2 separate regions of the Homo sapiens genome follow, and region 2 is linked to region 1. A link is a loop called in an ENCODE intact Hi-C map of the cell type or tissue named here. Cell type or tissue: dorsolateral prefrontal cortex. All regions are shown on one strand.

Region 1 (8,000 bases):
TTCCTTCCTTCCTCCCTCTGCCATCACTGAGCTTACCTTTGTATGGGGAAACAGAAATTAAACAAATAATCACACAAGTCTATAACTAAAAACTGCAATTTGTGCTCAAATTGGGAAAACTTTGCTTTCCAGGGAAACCTGGTATCTTTGGAAAGAAGAAGGAAGATTTATCTGAAGAAATTCTGAGAGTGAAAAGGTGCGGGTATAAGGGAGAAACAGGAGAATGTTCTAGAGATCTACAGTAAGTGCAAAGGCCCTGAGCCACGAGGGAGCTTAGTGCTTACAAGGAGCCTAAAGGGCACTGGTGCCAGTGGAGGCTGTGGGAGATGGCAGAGTGTGAGGCATAGATCTTAAAAGTAATTGGAAGACTTTCCCGTATGCTGCTGCTAGACTAATCATAATGCCTGGGTCTGATTTTGTTGCTTTCTTGACCCAAATTTTTAGTTGTTCTTATGATCCATTACAGTGGTTCTCAAGGAGAGAGAATTATGCAGGTGTAGGGGGTGTTTTGCATTTCACAATGATAAAGATGTGCTACTGGCATTTGGTGGAGTAGGGATGGGGTTACAGAGCATAAGACAGTCTGTAATATGTGGGATTGTCCCACATTATGGATTTTTATTCTACATCCCATGTAATTTTTGTTTGTTTGCTTTGTTTTGTTTTTTTTTTTTGAGACACAGTCTCGCTCTGTCACCCAGGCTGGAGGTCAGTGATGTGATCTCAGCTCACCGCAACCTCTGCCTCCCGGGTTCAAGTGATTCTCATGCCTCAGCCTCCAGAGTAGCTGGGATTACAGATGCGTACCACTACGCCCGGCTAATTTTGTATTTTCAGTAGAGTCAGGGTTTTGCCATTTTGGCCAGGCTGGTCTCGAACTCCTGACCTCAGGTGATCCGCCTGCCTCTGCCTCCCAAAGTGCTGTGATTACAGGTGTGAGCCACTGCACTCGGCCCATCCCATGTAATTTTGAGTAGACTGAATGTTCCTGAAAACCCTATTGCAAGTTATCTGAGCTATGGTGGTTTTAGTATATGTCTGCAAGTTTGTTGATACCTCTTCCTTCAAGGCATGGAGCCTAATTCCCCTCTCCTTGAATGCAGACCAGACTTAAAGACTCTCTTCTAAGGAAAAGAATGTGGTAGAAGTGATGCTATGTGACTTTTGAGGCTAGGTTGTAAAAGGAAGAGCTTCGGTTTGTCCCTCTCTCTGGGATTGCTCACTCTGGAGGAAGCCAGCTGCCATGGTGTGAGGACACTCAAGCAGCCCTGTGGGGAAATTTCACAGGGAGAGAGGCATCCTACCAACAGCCAGCACCAACTTGCCAGTTGTGTAGATAAGCCACCTTGAAAGTAGGTCTTGCAGCCCCAGCGAAGCCATCAGATTATTCTAGACTTCAGCCTTTGAGTATTCCAGCTATGGCCCTGGACATCACAGAGTCAAGCTCTGTGTCCTGTTCCCTGTCTGAATTCTCCAGCTACATACTAGCACAATGTTTTTTTTTTTTTGCATGGGATCTTAATATGTATTATAGATTCTAGAAACACAGTGACTGTAAATCAATGGATAGTTGCACTTAGTTATGTTTGAACCTTTGCCAAAAGTTTTTCTCCGCTTCAAAAATAACATTGCCAATAGCAAATCTCCTTAAGGTATTAGAGTCACCGAAGCAATACGCCTGTTAACAGTCTACAGTTGCAGCTCTCGCCACCACAGTGATTCCTCGTGTGTGAATATTCAGCTGAATATTGCCTTACATTTTTTATATTCAAATTTTTCCATTATGAGTTGCAAACATCTGACTACTTCATTATATCTCCTAATAAATCCAGGCCTATGCATATGATATTGTAAATGACATTTCTTTCTTTTTTAGACTAGACTTGGGCCATTATACTTATTTTTTAAAATTATGCGAGTAGGTGGGTTATATTGAAAAGATGAATTTCATTTCAGGGTGGTAAAGGGGCATTATAAGATATTCATCAAGAAAAAGAAGGTGAGACATGACCAACTGCTAGTGAATATTTTATTGACTTAGGAAATGAAGATCAGTTGTTCTCTTGCCCCTCAGCAACCTTCCAGCATGATTCTTCACTGTTTCATTACGTAAGCCATCTTCTCTAGTTCAAAATGGGCCTTCTCACTATTCCCCAAACAGACTCAGCACATTTCTGTCTTAGGGTCTGCCATTTCCTTACATGAATTCCATCTCTTTTCTTTTTTGTCTTTCAAAATCCACCGATCTCTGATTTAAGTGTTCCTTCAACAAATAAAGACAGTGTGCCCCTGGAGGCCAGACCCTGTGCTGTGTCCGAAGTCTCCTGTGAAGAGACACAGGCCTTGGTGTTTCCCCAGAGCCTCCGGTCTGTCCAGGAATCTGACCCTATGCAATTACAGTGAAGCTTGATAGTGGGAAATACTGAATGCCCACATAGAGTTGGCACCGAGGGAGCTTCATGCAAGTGAAAAACCTGTTTTGAGTTCTCTGTGCTGAGTGCTCTGTGCTGTGTGCTGTAGTGTATTTTGAAATATGTCTGCAGAGAGCACAGTGGTCCCCGCCTAGTCCTGAAGAGGGTGAGTGACAGGTAGGCTGGAAGACCACCCGATGCCGAAAACCTCTCCTCTTTCCAGCCTGAATAGCTCCTTAGCTTTTAATGTTCATTTTGCATGCACTTTGCCTACTTCCTACAAATTATATTGTAGGGCTTTGCGATTAGGCACTTCCATTATCTCCCCATCTCTTGGAGCGTCCCTCTAGAAAAGGTAGTCTTGGGAACTGAAGTAGGCCTGGAAAACTGGAGAATTAGACCTGGTTTCTCTCTGGTGGCTGCCACATGTTAAAACTGGTGAATCAAGAGAGAACACAGAGTCTGTGTGACCTGGTTGCAGGTAACGGAGGCCACTTGGATAAAGACTGCGGTCTCTTTCCCAGAGGTCTCCCTGCAGCTCACCTGGTTGTAACAGCTGACAGGGTCTGACTGCCCTCTGCCAGCACGCAAGGCTCATTTATGTGTGCCCAGCACGGTGGTGTGGCCTGCAGCCCCTTCTCTCAGCACTGACTCCATTTGCATTCCTCATTACTGACCAGACTTTGAAAACCACACACGTTCATAACACATGCACACACAGCCCGTAGGATCAACCTCTCAGGGATGCGCTCAAAAACATGCTCCAAGAAACAGCCTGAAGGAGACACTGCTGAATTTTTGTCACGTTGTGAGAAAACAGATTTTCTAGAAGCACCAAGCAAGGGGAAGGTCCCTGCCCCCCATAGTTCTTTCCAGAGCAGCCTGGAATTTGGAGGGCAGCCAAACAGATGGCAGTTTCTGGCCACTTGAGGGCACTCTGGAATTCTGAGACCAGCAGGGAGCTGATGTGTTGGGCTTTTTTTTTCTTTTTTACCAGAAATGCAATCCCAGCTAGCCATCAGCAGACAATCTAGAAATTAATCCTCAAAAAGGAAGCGGTGACAAATGGGTTTTATAATGAGGACTTGAAGCCAGGCAGGGCAGAGGGCAGGCGCATCAGAGGTAAAGCAAAGGACTGCAAGTTTCACCGCAGGTGGGAAACAGTCAGCCTGGGTTTTGTTTGCCATTGCTCAGAAGAAAGAGTTCAGTTAACCCAGTGGTTCTGAACCGGGGGCGATTTGTTGCCCCACAGGGGACATTTGGCAATGTCTGGAAACATATTTGATTATCACAATGGGATGTGTGTGTGTGTGTGTGTGTGTGTTAGTTGCATCTAGTGAGCAAAAGCCAGAGATGCTACTAAACATCACACAGCGCACAGAGCAGCACCCCCAACCCTGGGAGCAAAGAATCCTGTGGTCCTGATGCCCAGGTTGAGAAACCCTGAGTTAACACAACAGCAGTTTTAAGCCCTGCCTGCTCAGTGAGCAGGAGGTCTGCATTCCAGTTCTTTCCACAGTTTCTAGCCTGTGCTGAGCTGAATGGTTTCCCAGGAAGTGGTCTAGTTTTGCAGATGCTGTCACGATTCATAGAGGAAAAAAAATTAAAAATCAACCTGGGATTTTTACTTAACCCCACCCCACCCCCACCCCAAATCCTAGGTGGGGGTTTCCCTTCTAGCAGACCCGGGGATGAAGATTGTAGTCCAAGTAGTTTATTTGGAAAGGAACCCCAGGAAATACTCATGAGGGATTGGGGGAAGTGAGGCAGGGAAGGGAAGGATGCCAGTCTGAGATGTGCCCTCCAGTAAGTAACCACTGTGGGCAACAGGGGCATGATCCTGCTGAAGTGTCCTGGGAGCCAGTGTGTAACACGCACCTGTGCTGCAGCTGTCATCAGCCATTGGCTGAGGGCTGTAGGGTAGGATGGGATGGGGAAAAGACCCTGGGGCATGCGTTCTCTGGTATTGCAGCTCGCCTTGTTAGCAGAGGGAGGGGTTCTAGCTGTTCCAGAATGCCCTCAGCAGTGGATAAGTGCTGGCCAAGGCTAGAATACTAAGGCCTGAGGAACTATGAGGGGACAGATGGCCTCTACTCTATCCTCCACCACCTCAAGGAGTGTCCCAAGTCCTATAAAGACCCACTAGTCCTCTGTTTCAGTACAACAGCTCCCTCTTTTGACTGTGCTAGGATGCACCACGGTCACTTAATAAAGGACAAGTGGACAGTAGCAATGCCACAGTGAGGACTCTAGTGTCTTGGTCCCTCAGGCAGACACCCTGTAGCATTAGCCAGTGGCAGATTGGACTACAGTGTGTACGGATCACAGGAGGAAACGTCAGCATCAGGGCTCCTGGCAGGAGCCAAGGTGAGGCATTTGGAGTTGACAGGACTCTACAAAGTCTATGTCTACCCACCTTTAATGTGTATAGGAATCAATCCCCCAGCGCCTTATGAAAAGGCAGACTTGCAGCCCAGCCAACATGGTGAGACCTTGTCTCTACTAAAAATACAAAAATTAGCTGGGCGTGGTGGCATGCGCCTGTAATCCCAGCTACTCAGGAGGCCGAGGCAGGAGAATCGCTTGAACCTGGGAGGTGGAGGTTGCAGTGAGCCAAGATCACGCTCCTGCACTCCAGGTTGGGTGACAGAGCAAGACCCTGTCTCAAAAAAAAAAAAAAAAAAAAAAAAAAAAAAAGGATAAAAGGAAAAGAAAAGGCAGACTTGGATTCAATGGGCCTAGGGTGGCTGTACTGGACTGTTCTTGGATTGCTATAAGGAAATACCGAGACTGGGTAATTTGTAAAGAAAAGAGGTTTAATTGACTCGTGGCTCTGCAGGCTGTGTAGGAAGCATGGTGCAGGCATCTGCTTCTGGTGAGGCCTCAGGGAGCTTTTACTCACGGTGGAAGGCAAAGCTGGAGCAGGCTCGTCACATGGTGAGAATAGGAGCAAGAGAGCGCGGGTAGGGTGGTGCTACATGCTTTTAAACAAGCGGATCTGTGTGGACACAGAGCAAAAGCTCACTCATCATCATCACCAAGGAGATGATGCTAATCCATAAATGAGGGATCTGCCTCCATGTTCCAAACACCTCTGTATTTGTCCATCCTCACACTGCTGATAAAGACATACCTGAGACTGGGTATTTTATAAAGAAAAAGAGGCTCAATGGACTCATAGTTACACATAGCTGGGGAGGCCTCACAATCATGGCAGAAGGTGAAAGGTGCATCTTACACGGCAGCAGGCAAGAGAGAATGAACACCAAGTGAAAGGGGTTTCCCCTTATAAAACCATCAGATCTGGTGAGACTTATTCCCACCACCACGAGAACAGTATAGGGGAAACTGTCCCCATGGTTCAATTATCTCCCACAACAGTGGGAATTATGGGAGCTACAGTTCAAGATGAGATTTGGGTGGGGACACAGGCAAACCGTATCAACCTCTTACCAGGCCCCAACCTCCAACACTGGGGATTACATGTCAACTTGAGATTTGGAGGGGACACAGGTCCAAACCATATCAGCAGGGCCTGAGACCCTGTATTTCTAACAGACTTCCAGATGATGTCCTTGCTTCTGTCAGCTGAACCAGGAGAGGAGGCCGTGGTGCAGCCAGCAACCTATCTCTGTAAGCATCCCTGAGAAACTGCCTAAGGAGATCTCAGAAGAAAGGGAATGGCAACTCTAAGTCTGCAGTAAGAGACATGATGTGATTTCTCTTCTCATTCTATGCAGGCTGTCATACCTAATTTCCTTTTGTTTTTCCTCAAAGGACCTTCCTCTCCTCACCAATTTATAGGCTGTGGGTCTCAAGAAACCTGGATCTTCCCTGTCTGAAAGCATTTGAGAGGGCTGGGATTTAGCTCTGAGAGTCTGGGCCCCAAACATTTTGATATGTGTATCAAGAGTTCTGCAACTTTCAGCTTCCATTTCCTGCTCCCTGATCTCAGGCAGCTTTCACAGTTAGATGCTAAGTGAAACAAGAGAGGAAAGAAGAAAACCGAAGAAGGGCAGCTCATAGGTTAGGTCACAGACAGTGTGAAGCCTAGTGTGCAGGCCAGTGAGTCAAGTGTGGAAGGATGTCAGTGTCTAGACAATTTCCATTCATTTGCACAGCAAACCTTTATCGCACATTTATATGTCAGGCATTGTTCTAGGTGGTAGGGTTAAGATATTGAACAAAAGAAACAAAATCCTTGCCTTCAAAGAGTTGACATCTGAGAAATACAAGTAAATTCTAAGCCCCTCAACTGACTGAACGGACCCCCTCTTGGCCAAAGGGACCTCTGAGAAACCTTGAAAACTGAGTTCCCAGCATGATAGGAGGTTGGACATGCCTTATTTTACCCCTTCCCTTGCTAACCATCATTAGGCTTGCTTTCTTAAGAGTTAACCAGAGAGTGGTGGGGTGGAAGGGGAGGGAGAGCATTAGGACATATACCTAATGCATGTGGGGCTTAAAGCCTAGATGATGGCACATGTATATCTCTGTAACAAACCTGTACTTTCTGCACACGTATCCCAGAACTTAAAGTAGAATTAAACAAAAGTGATTTATAGACTACCGTGACAGTATTACAGTATTCTGAATTTGACTATGTATTTACTTTTACTAATAAGATTTATACTTTCATATGTTTTCATGTTGTTACTTCAGCATCTTTTTATTTCCACTCAAAAAAACTCCTTTTAGCATTTCTTATAAGGCAGGTTTAGTGGTGATAAGCTCCCTCAGCCATTTTAAAAATAAATTTTATCATTTATACTTGAGGTTTACAACATACATGTAGATAGTAAAATGGTTACTACAGTGAAGCAAATTAACATGTTTATCCTTTCACATAGTTACACTTTTTGTAACAAGAACAGCTAAAATCTATTTAACAAAAATCACGAATTCAATACAATTTTATTAACTACAGTCCTCAAATTGTTCATTAGACCTCTCGACTTGTTTACTCTGCATATCTGCTACTTTGTATTTTTGATTTACATCTCCCCCTTTCCACTGTTTTATTCTCTATATCTGTGCATTTGACCTTTTTTGTTTTTAGATTCCACATTAAAGTGAGATGCAATTTAAAAAAAAAAAAAGAGTTAACCAGAAACCAGCACTTTCAAAAGACTTGCTCTACCTCCAATTTAAACCACTGACTAGCTTCTCTTCCTGATAAGAGACTACCGATCATGGACTGGTTCTGGCTGGGTTACAGGGACTGTATACAGGATGCCTCTGTGTCCTCTGTTTACACCTTTTGACATATAGGGCTGAATTTTCATGCATTTAAATGTCAAGTCTCTATCTCAAAGTGAACATGGGATGTATATAACATGCATGTTTGCTTACTACACCGTCATGCGCATTCATAGCCCCTCCTATAGTCTGTTAAACATATCTACTTAACCAACCCTTTTGGCATAAAGTCCAAATTCAGTACCCTGCTTTTGGTTTCTGCTCAAGGCTATACTTCCCAGCCTGCAGGCTGCAACCCTTTATAAGGAATAAAGCTGAGTAGGGGGTACAAGATGGGTGGGAGTGTGGAGTTGCAATTAAAATAAGATGGTCAGGGAAGACCTCATTAGG
Region 2 (8,000 bases), 310 kb after region 1:
GGAAGAGAACTATACAGCATTCAATCCTCTGGAGGGGGAGGTATAAAGGGAAAGAGAGTCTGGAAACTGTTTGAAGGTAAGGTAACTCTTCAGCAGGGTCTTGCATTGCACCAAAAAATAACAGAGGTACACCTTGCAATGAGCACAAAATAAGAGGCACAAGTGAGGGTGAAGTCAACCTCCCCATCTCCCATTTCTGGTGTTTACTGGCACGAGTGGGACTTTTGCTAGTCAAGGCAGTAAATGATTCTATTCTGCCAGCAGCCCCGTCCCTTCAATTGTGCTGCCAAAAATATTATTATTTTCACAGTCTAATCGGCCCACAAAAAGTTACAGTAATTCATGTTTTCCTGGTGCAGAGAGCCAAATTCCTGACTCGCCCCAGAGTTAAAAGGCACAGTGGCTTAGGGCAAAGGGCAGAATCCTTCAAATTACCAAACTGAAAGGCTTAAAACAGAATCCAAATCAGGGAATGATGCCTCCCACCCCCCTAGCTCCTCATCTCTGCCCTAAGAATGTGTTCATGTCTTCTCAGCCTCCAAAGGTCCCTTGCACTTTAAGCAAGATCATTCTTATTCCCCAATTTTTCCCCCAGCTCTGCTCAAATATGTAAGCATACAATGACTGTTTGGCTGCCTCATCACTGTCAAATGACACTAGACCAGTTGTGATTTTCTTCTTTCTGCTCATCTGTCTCTTCTCATTTTCTTGACAATAAACATGTATGGTGTGTAATCAATTTTTTTAATTTAGTTTTTTTTTAAACAACACTAGGCATCTATCAGAAGGAAAATGAGAATACCACCCTAGCAAATTATACCATTGCCCCCATTTTGCCCGTCCATGGGGGATTAAAGAAATATACTCCCTAAAGGACACAAGTAGCTGCCAATGATTCGCTGAGTCAGATTCAAGAAGCTTTGGAAGGAGTAGTTCAATCTAGTGGCCTTCTCCCCACTCCTTCTGAGCTTCCTGCACAGTCTGGGGAGAGAAAGGTTAATTCCACACTGTGATTGAGGTTTATCAAATATATCAGACTTTCCTCAAACAGTTTTGGAAATGGCCAAGTAATGGAATGACCTTGCCAAGCTCTTTCCCACTGAATTTCGGAGCCTGTGTGTATTTTGATGGAAATATAATCCATATGTTTGCTTCATTTATACATCCTCATCCACACAGCTCTAAGAGCTAGCTGATTGATGTCCAGGGGCTCTTAGAGACTTTTTGGAGAATTTTTTCCTCAAAAAGGAGGAAGCTGACTTCACTGGCAGCAGTAGGAGCTTGCCTGCCAAACATCTGGGAGTGAGTCAAGACACAGAAGCCAAAGGTCTGGAGAAGAAGATGAAAGATCAGGTATCATCCTTCTCCAGGAATAAGGCTCGTGGCTTTTTTCTGTATCCAGTACTGATTGCTATGGTTCAAATGTCCCCTCCAAAACCTCATGTCAAAATTGAATTGCCATTCCAACAGTATTAAGAGTTGGGACATTTAAGAGATCATTAGGTCATGAGGCCTCTGCCCTCACGGATGGATTAATGCAGTTTCCACAGGGGCAGGTTAGTTATCACAGGAGCGTTCTCGAATAAAAGGATGAGTTTCCTCTCCATCACATGTGCACGCTTCCTCACCACGTGAGGCTTTCTGCCACATTATGATGCCACAAGAAGGCCCTCATCAGATGGCCAAGCAGGTGCCACCACCATGCCCTTTGACTTCCAGCCTCTAGACCCATGAGCTAAATAAATGTCTTTTCTTTATAAATTACCCAGTCTGTGGTATTCTGTTACAGCAGCAGAAAATAGACTGTAATACTTAATAAGCGCCTACTATTTACAGGTGCAGTGTTGCTGTGGGGAGCAGAAAAGCTACAAAAATGATTCTCATCTGTGGATTCTCTCCTCAAGGAGCTACCTAGCAGTTACACTGGGGGCAGCAACCTTTCCGTAAAAGGGCAGATAGTAAATAATGTGGCTTTACTGGCCTGGCGGTCTCTGTGGCAACTCCCCAACTCTGCCAGCAAAGCGTGAAAGTTGTCATAGACAATACGTGAACAAAAGAGGATGCCTATGTTTCAATCAAACTTAATTCACAAACACAGGGCTGGGGCAGATTGGCCCACAGACCATAGTGTACCAATCGCTAGTCCAGCTGGAACCATGTGAAATTGTTGGCATTTGATTGTTCCCTACCTCCACAAACAGCAATTTCTTACGGTTTCACCTAATGGTTAGGGAGAGTAAATAAAGTCAGACAACTAATATGAAGAAGAAAGTACACGAGGCCATGATCATGGTAGAGATGATGTTGTTTGTCTGATGCTTCCGAAATGCAGCGAGCTCATGTTTCTAGCCAGGTGACCTCAAACTCATCTCTCTTCCCTACCCTGCCCTAAGTGCGCCACATGGGCCTCCATTTCCAGTGTGAAAGTACAACCACTGGTTCTGCTAAAGTTGCATTAAAACCTAAAATACTTTGTAGGTTTTAATGGTATTCATGGCAGGGAGGAGGATTGACATGGTTGAAGGTGTTTGAGAAGCACAGGAGTAACTGATATCAACCAGGATGGATTCTTGCAGGTCTTACCAAAGCCTTTGACATGATCATCTTCAGAATCTAGGACATCTAAAGAAGGAGATGGAACATGAAGTATTTCCCCAACTGATTTGTTCGAGAAGACCTTTGTTTATGAAAAGCATCCCTCCAGATTGTGGTTCTGTGAGCTATACCATAGGAAATTCTGAACTTTATGTTTCTAAAGAGAACAGTCTTCTCTCATGGCAGACCCTGTTTCTAGGGCCCACGTGATTCTCACGTGACTCTATTAACAAAGTCGGAGTGGGAAAAGATGGTAAGACAAAGATTCTGCCATCAGCCTGACATCTACCCTGGGGAGGAAGGTTTGACCGAGGATGATCCCAGAAGCAGCACTGATTAGATAGCTGCCACTTTCCATTTTCTGCTTTAAGGGATGTAACTTGACACCCAGACTTGAACCTTTCTGGGAGAATTCATGTAATGACATTATGACATCTTGTGGCCACTTAGAGGAACCCACAGTATTCCCACTAGATTTCAATCCTGAAGGACAAAAGCCCCCATTAAAAGACCACCAGCCAATGGAGTCCCAGGAGGACATCTCCCCTTTTCCTGCTCTGTCTTGGCCCACAGGATAAGTTTCTACCAGTTAGTCTCTTGCAATTCGTAGTGTGGTCTTTGTACCAGCAGGACTAGAAGCATCAGCACCAATGCAAATTCTTCAGCCACCCCAAAGCAACAGAGTCAGAATCAGCATTTTAATAAGAGCCCGAGTGAGTGGAATACGCAGTAAAGCTTGAAGAGTGTTGCTTTGGTCTACCTTTCTTTGTGGGTAAATGCCAAGTTTTGCTTCTTTTTTCAGTATTAGGGGAAAGGCAAGCATCAGACGTGGGCAAGCAGAACGTTAAGCTAGAAGCTCTGCTCTGTGGTTTGAACTATGTCACTGTTTCTAGGAATTTACAAGGACCCAAGAACAAGGCCAATAATTTTGTTTGGCTGTTTTTCCTAGTATTTATTGGATATTTTTGCCAGATCACATGTTAAGCATGCTCCATGCACTCTCTCACTTAACTCCCACAGACTTTGAAGTAGAAACTATTACTAGCCCCACTTTCTAGAGGAGGAGACTAAGTCTAAGAGAGGAAGCGAACTTCCAGCTAACCACGTAGATGGTGATCTCTGCTCAGTCCTCAAAACTCACTAGAGTCAGGGGGAGAAAATAAAAAAGCTATAAACAAATAAGACATAAACAGGAGAGGGAACAACAGCAAATAGGAAATGTCAAGAAGTTTACGGGGATGGAGAATGGACAGAAAAGGACAGCCGATTTGGATCTTGGCTTTCTCCTCTCTAATAAGTGCCTGCAGAGACAGCAGCAAATAAGGAGAGATCATGCAGTGCTGAATCTTGGAAGCTTCTGGAACTGGAGGTACCAGGTACCTCTGGAGGCAGGCTGGGAAGGGTGGTTGAAAGTCATTACAAGCTTAACCACTCCCTTCCCCTATCTTCTCCCCAGGCCCACATTACCAGGCAAGTGCCCCAGCTCTGCAGCTGCAAATGCGTAGCTGACTCTCAGCAGATGCTATGCCAAGGATGCTGGTTTAGGGGACACCAGACCCTACTAAGGATAGGAATGAGGAACTGTACTGAAAACAGGGGAGTAAATGAGCGTCAGTCCATTGAAGAGTGAGGCTCAGACCCTTATCTCCAACTCAGCTCCACAGTGCCATCCTCTAGCTCCTCAGCATCCCGTGACTATGGCCCCCAACACACACACACACACACACACACACACACACACACACACACACACACACACTGTCAACCCCAAGCAGACCCTTAGATGCTTCTTCCCCAGGGAGGCTGGCTGAGCCAAAAGCAAAGACCCAAGGAATTTGATATTTGGGGACTGTATTAGTCTTTTCTCATGCCGCTGATAAAGGCATACCTGAGACTGGGTAATTTATAAAGAAGAAGAGATTTAATGGACTCAGTTCCACATGGCTGGAGAGGCCTCACAATCATGGCGGAAGGTGAAAGCCACATCTTACATAGTGGCAGACAAACAGGGAATGAGAATCAAGCAAAAGGGGTTTCCCCTTATAAAACCATCAGATCTCATGAGATTTACTCCTACCATGAGAACACTATGGGGGAAACCACCCCCATGATTCAATTACCTCCCACCAGGTCCCTCCCACAACACGTGGGAATTATGGGAGCTACAATTCAAGGTGAGACTTGGGTGGGGACACAGCCAAACCATATCAGGGACTCTTTGGAAAAAATGCCCACCCACAGGTTTTTCAGACAACTGCATCCCCCTAGACATGTGAACAGTATTTCCACCTTCACAGAAACCAAAACAGACTAAAAGGGAGAAACAGAGAAGCAGAAGAAGGTTTTCAAAAACATCCTCCGGGCGGGTGTGGTGGCTCACGCCTATAATCCCAGCACTTTGGGAGGCCGAGGGGGGTGGATCACAAGGTCAAGACATCGAGACCATCCTGGCCAACATGGTGAAACCCCGTCTCTACTAAAAATACAAAAACAAGTTGGGTGTAGTGGTGTGCACCTGTAGCTACTCGGGAGGCTGAGGCAGGAGAATCACTTGAACCCGGGAGGCGGAGGTTGCAGTGAGCCGAGATTGCACCACTGCACTCCAACCTGGTGACAGAGCGAGACTCCGTCTCAAAAAAAAAAAAATTCCTCAGAAAGAAAAGATAACATATCCTTTAAACAAGAACAGGATACTCTCAGAGACTAATAGAACTGAGCAGGAGAGTCTGGAAATTAAAAACAAGTAGCTGCTGGGTGCAGTGGCTCACGCCTGTAATCCCAGCACTTTGGGAGGCTAAGGCAGGTGGATCACCTGAGATCAGGAGTTCAAGATCAGCCTGACCAACATGGTGAAACCCATCTCTACTAAAAATACAAAAATTAGTCAGGCTTGGTGGTGCAATCCTATAATCCCAGCTACTCGGGAGGCTGAGGCAAGAGAATCACTTGAACCTGGGAGGCGGAGGTTGCAGTGAGCCAAGATTTTGCCACTGCACTCCAGCCTGGGTGACAGAGCAAGACTCCGTCTCAAAAAAATAATAATAACAAAAATAAAAACAAGTAGGTAACCAAAGCAAGACAGCAATGGGGTTGTGCATTCCAGCCCCTGTTTCTTTGTTTCTTCCCCACTCCTGTTTAACAACTGCTCCTCCCAGTCTCCCTCTCAATGTTGTCATCAGTCACCCACTTACAAAGCCCTAGGAGAACGCTATGGGCCGAATTTTTCTCCAAAAATTCACACGGTGAAGTCTTAACTCCCAGTACTTCAGAATGTTTCTGTATTTAGACATAGGGTCTTTAAAGAGGTAGTAAGATTAAATGAGGTCAAATAAGTGGGCCCTAAAGCACGTGACTGTCCGCACTTGGAGATAGGGCCTTCAAAGTAGGGCAGGCCCTAATCCACCTAATCCAATCTGACCAGTGTCCTTATAAGAAAAGGAAAATTGAATGCAGGATGAGAAGGCAGGGGTGCATGCACACAGAGGGGAGATCATGTGAGGACACAGTGAGAAGGTGGCCGAATGCAAGCCAAGATGAGAGGCCTCAAAATGAAACCAAACCTGCAGGCACCTTACTTGGACTTCTGGCCTCCAGAATCATGAGAAATACATTTCTGTTGTGTCAGCCACCCAGTCTATGGCATTTTGTGATAGTAGCCCTAGCACACTAATACAGAGGACTGTATTGTTCAATTAAGGGTGAATTTTCTTGTTGCAGGAGTTGAGAAACAAACCAACCAATCAGAGAACTGACCCTGAAAGAGTAAATCTTTTCCCAGAGAACAGGACTCTCTAGGCATGAGTGAGATACAAATAGTCTTTTCTGCCTCCTCTTCTTCCCAAGAACTGATAAGGTTGAAAGAAAAGAACTCATCCAGGGAGAGAGGGAGTAAAGGATTCTGCTACAACAGCGACACACCAGCATCATCCTGGGAGACCACCTGCTGATGGCCCAGGCCCAGATGTGAGCTCTTCCCAGGCCTGGACACCCCTACTCCCACCTGCTCACCCTCACTAAGCCACAGGTTCTTTCCCATCTTATAACTGCTCCCTGGAACATTCGGCAGCCAGAGTTAGCTAATCCAATCAGTTTAAAGGCGTTTTGCATAAGCCTGATCATAACCCTCACCTGAGCAGTGTTAAAATAAGCAGGCTCCCTGGATCCTCCCCTGGAGATTCTGATTCAGTGGGTTATTTTGAACACATTGTCCAGAAAATTCCAGTGGAGGTGCATTCGGAAAACATTAGACTAATGCCGCTTAGCAGGATGGCCTCTTTTCTGGAACCAGGGCCTTTGAATGGTGGGGCTCTTTGAAACCCATGAGAGTGCCTCTGCAGCACTGCTCTCTGAGTGACCCTGATGTGTGACCCCTGACAGAGCCATTCAGATGAAGGCTAGCGTGGATATATGGTGACCTCCCTGGGCCAGCCTAAGCCACCCTCAGCAAGGACTAAGGAATGGAAATTCCAGGATGCTGGCTGTAGTCACATGGAAAGCAGTACTTTCTGACCATCAGAGCCACTGTGAAACAACAGAATGTGGCCCTTGGGAGGAAGGGAGTTCCCCATACTTGGAGAAACCCAATGATCAAAGGATGAGCTTTGTCAAAGGAAATTGTACCTTTTACTTGACTCAGATGCCCGATAGATGCTTCCTGGAAGGACAAGAGGGTTGTTTAGAGCCTCACTACTCAAAGTGCGGACCACAGGCCAGCAGCATGAGCCTCACTAGGAGCTTTTAAAGACCTCTAACATCAACTTCATGTCCTAAAATTCCAGCCACCTTGATTCAAGGTTAGGCCCTGGCATAAAGACCCTTAAAATCTCCCCAGTTTATTCTAATGTAAAGCCAGGATTAAAAGCCAGAGAGAGCCAGAGACCCCAAGGGTACCATCTAACTAAGATAACAAGAATCTCTGGCTGGGCTGGTGGGGAATAAACTTGTGAGAGAAGGGAAGAAACATTTGTGAAAAGCTGCAGTCTCTTTTTCACTTTCTTTTCTGCTTACTTCAGCAGGAATTTGTCTCCCAGCTGCCAAAAGCAAAATGACTCAGAGAAGTGACATGACCTGCTCAAGGTCACTCCGTGGATGATGCAAGACTAGCAGGCAAGAATATCTTTGGATTCCTGCTCCGGGGCGTGACGACATCCCGGGCCACTGGGGTGGGGCTGCAAAGTATTAAAAAAAAGGAAGAAGACAAGTTTCCCACCCCTAGATACAGCCTGGCAGTTAAAGCAAGTCAAAATCAAAGTACAGCAGACATAGACATTGTAATAAACTTGTCTTGAGTGCTTACGCGTATATGCTAACCACTGCATTTTCTTTATGTGTGTCACATCATTTCATCTCTGGAACAATCTCATGAGAGACTGTTAGGTCCTATTATTAACTCATGTTTTACTCAT

The links. Hi-C counts contacts between places; a loop is a spot of excess contacts. Peaks named below come from ENCODE experiments on the same cell type or tissue, not always from the same donor. Only the 100,000 strongest peaks of a DNase experiment are listed, where the experiment ranks them.
Region 2: it touches region 1 in a loop (3-fold over the local background); 45 of 110 quality-filtered maps call a loop at or near these places.

Annotation. Positions count from the first base shown.
Region 1 is chr3:71,952,326-71,960,325 of GRCh38, forward strand. No RefSeq gene overlaps it. Among named protein-coding and RNA genes, the nearest start is that of LINC00877, 140 kb to the right of the region's middle. RefSeq lists a silencer at 3,491-3,640. In dorsolateral prefrontal cortex, CTCF peaks have their summits at 3,343 (motif pointing right) and 3,544; a DNase peak (open chromatin) is centred at 3,306; H3K4me3 peaks cover 745 bases; H3K27ac peaks cover 590 bases.
Region 2 is chr3:72,262,518-72,270,517 of GRCh38, forward strand. No RefSeq gene overlaps it. Among named protein-coding and RNA genes, the nearest start is that of LINC00870, 120 kb to the left of the region's middle. RefSeq lists enhancers at 3,482-3,591, 4,447-4,516, 6,491-7,690, 7,553-7,802. In dorsolateral prefrontal cortex, a CTCF peak has its summit at 3,029 (motif pointing left); no DNase peak of the experiment used is centred here; H3K27ac peaks cover 2,334 bases.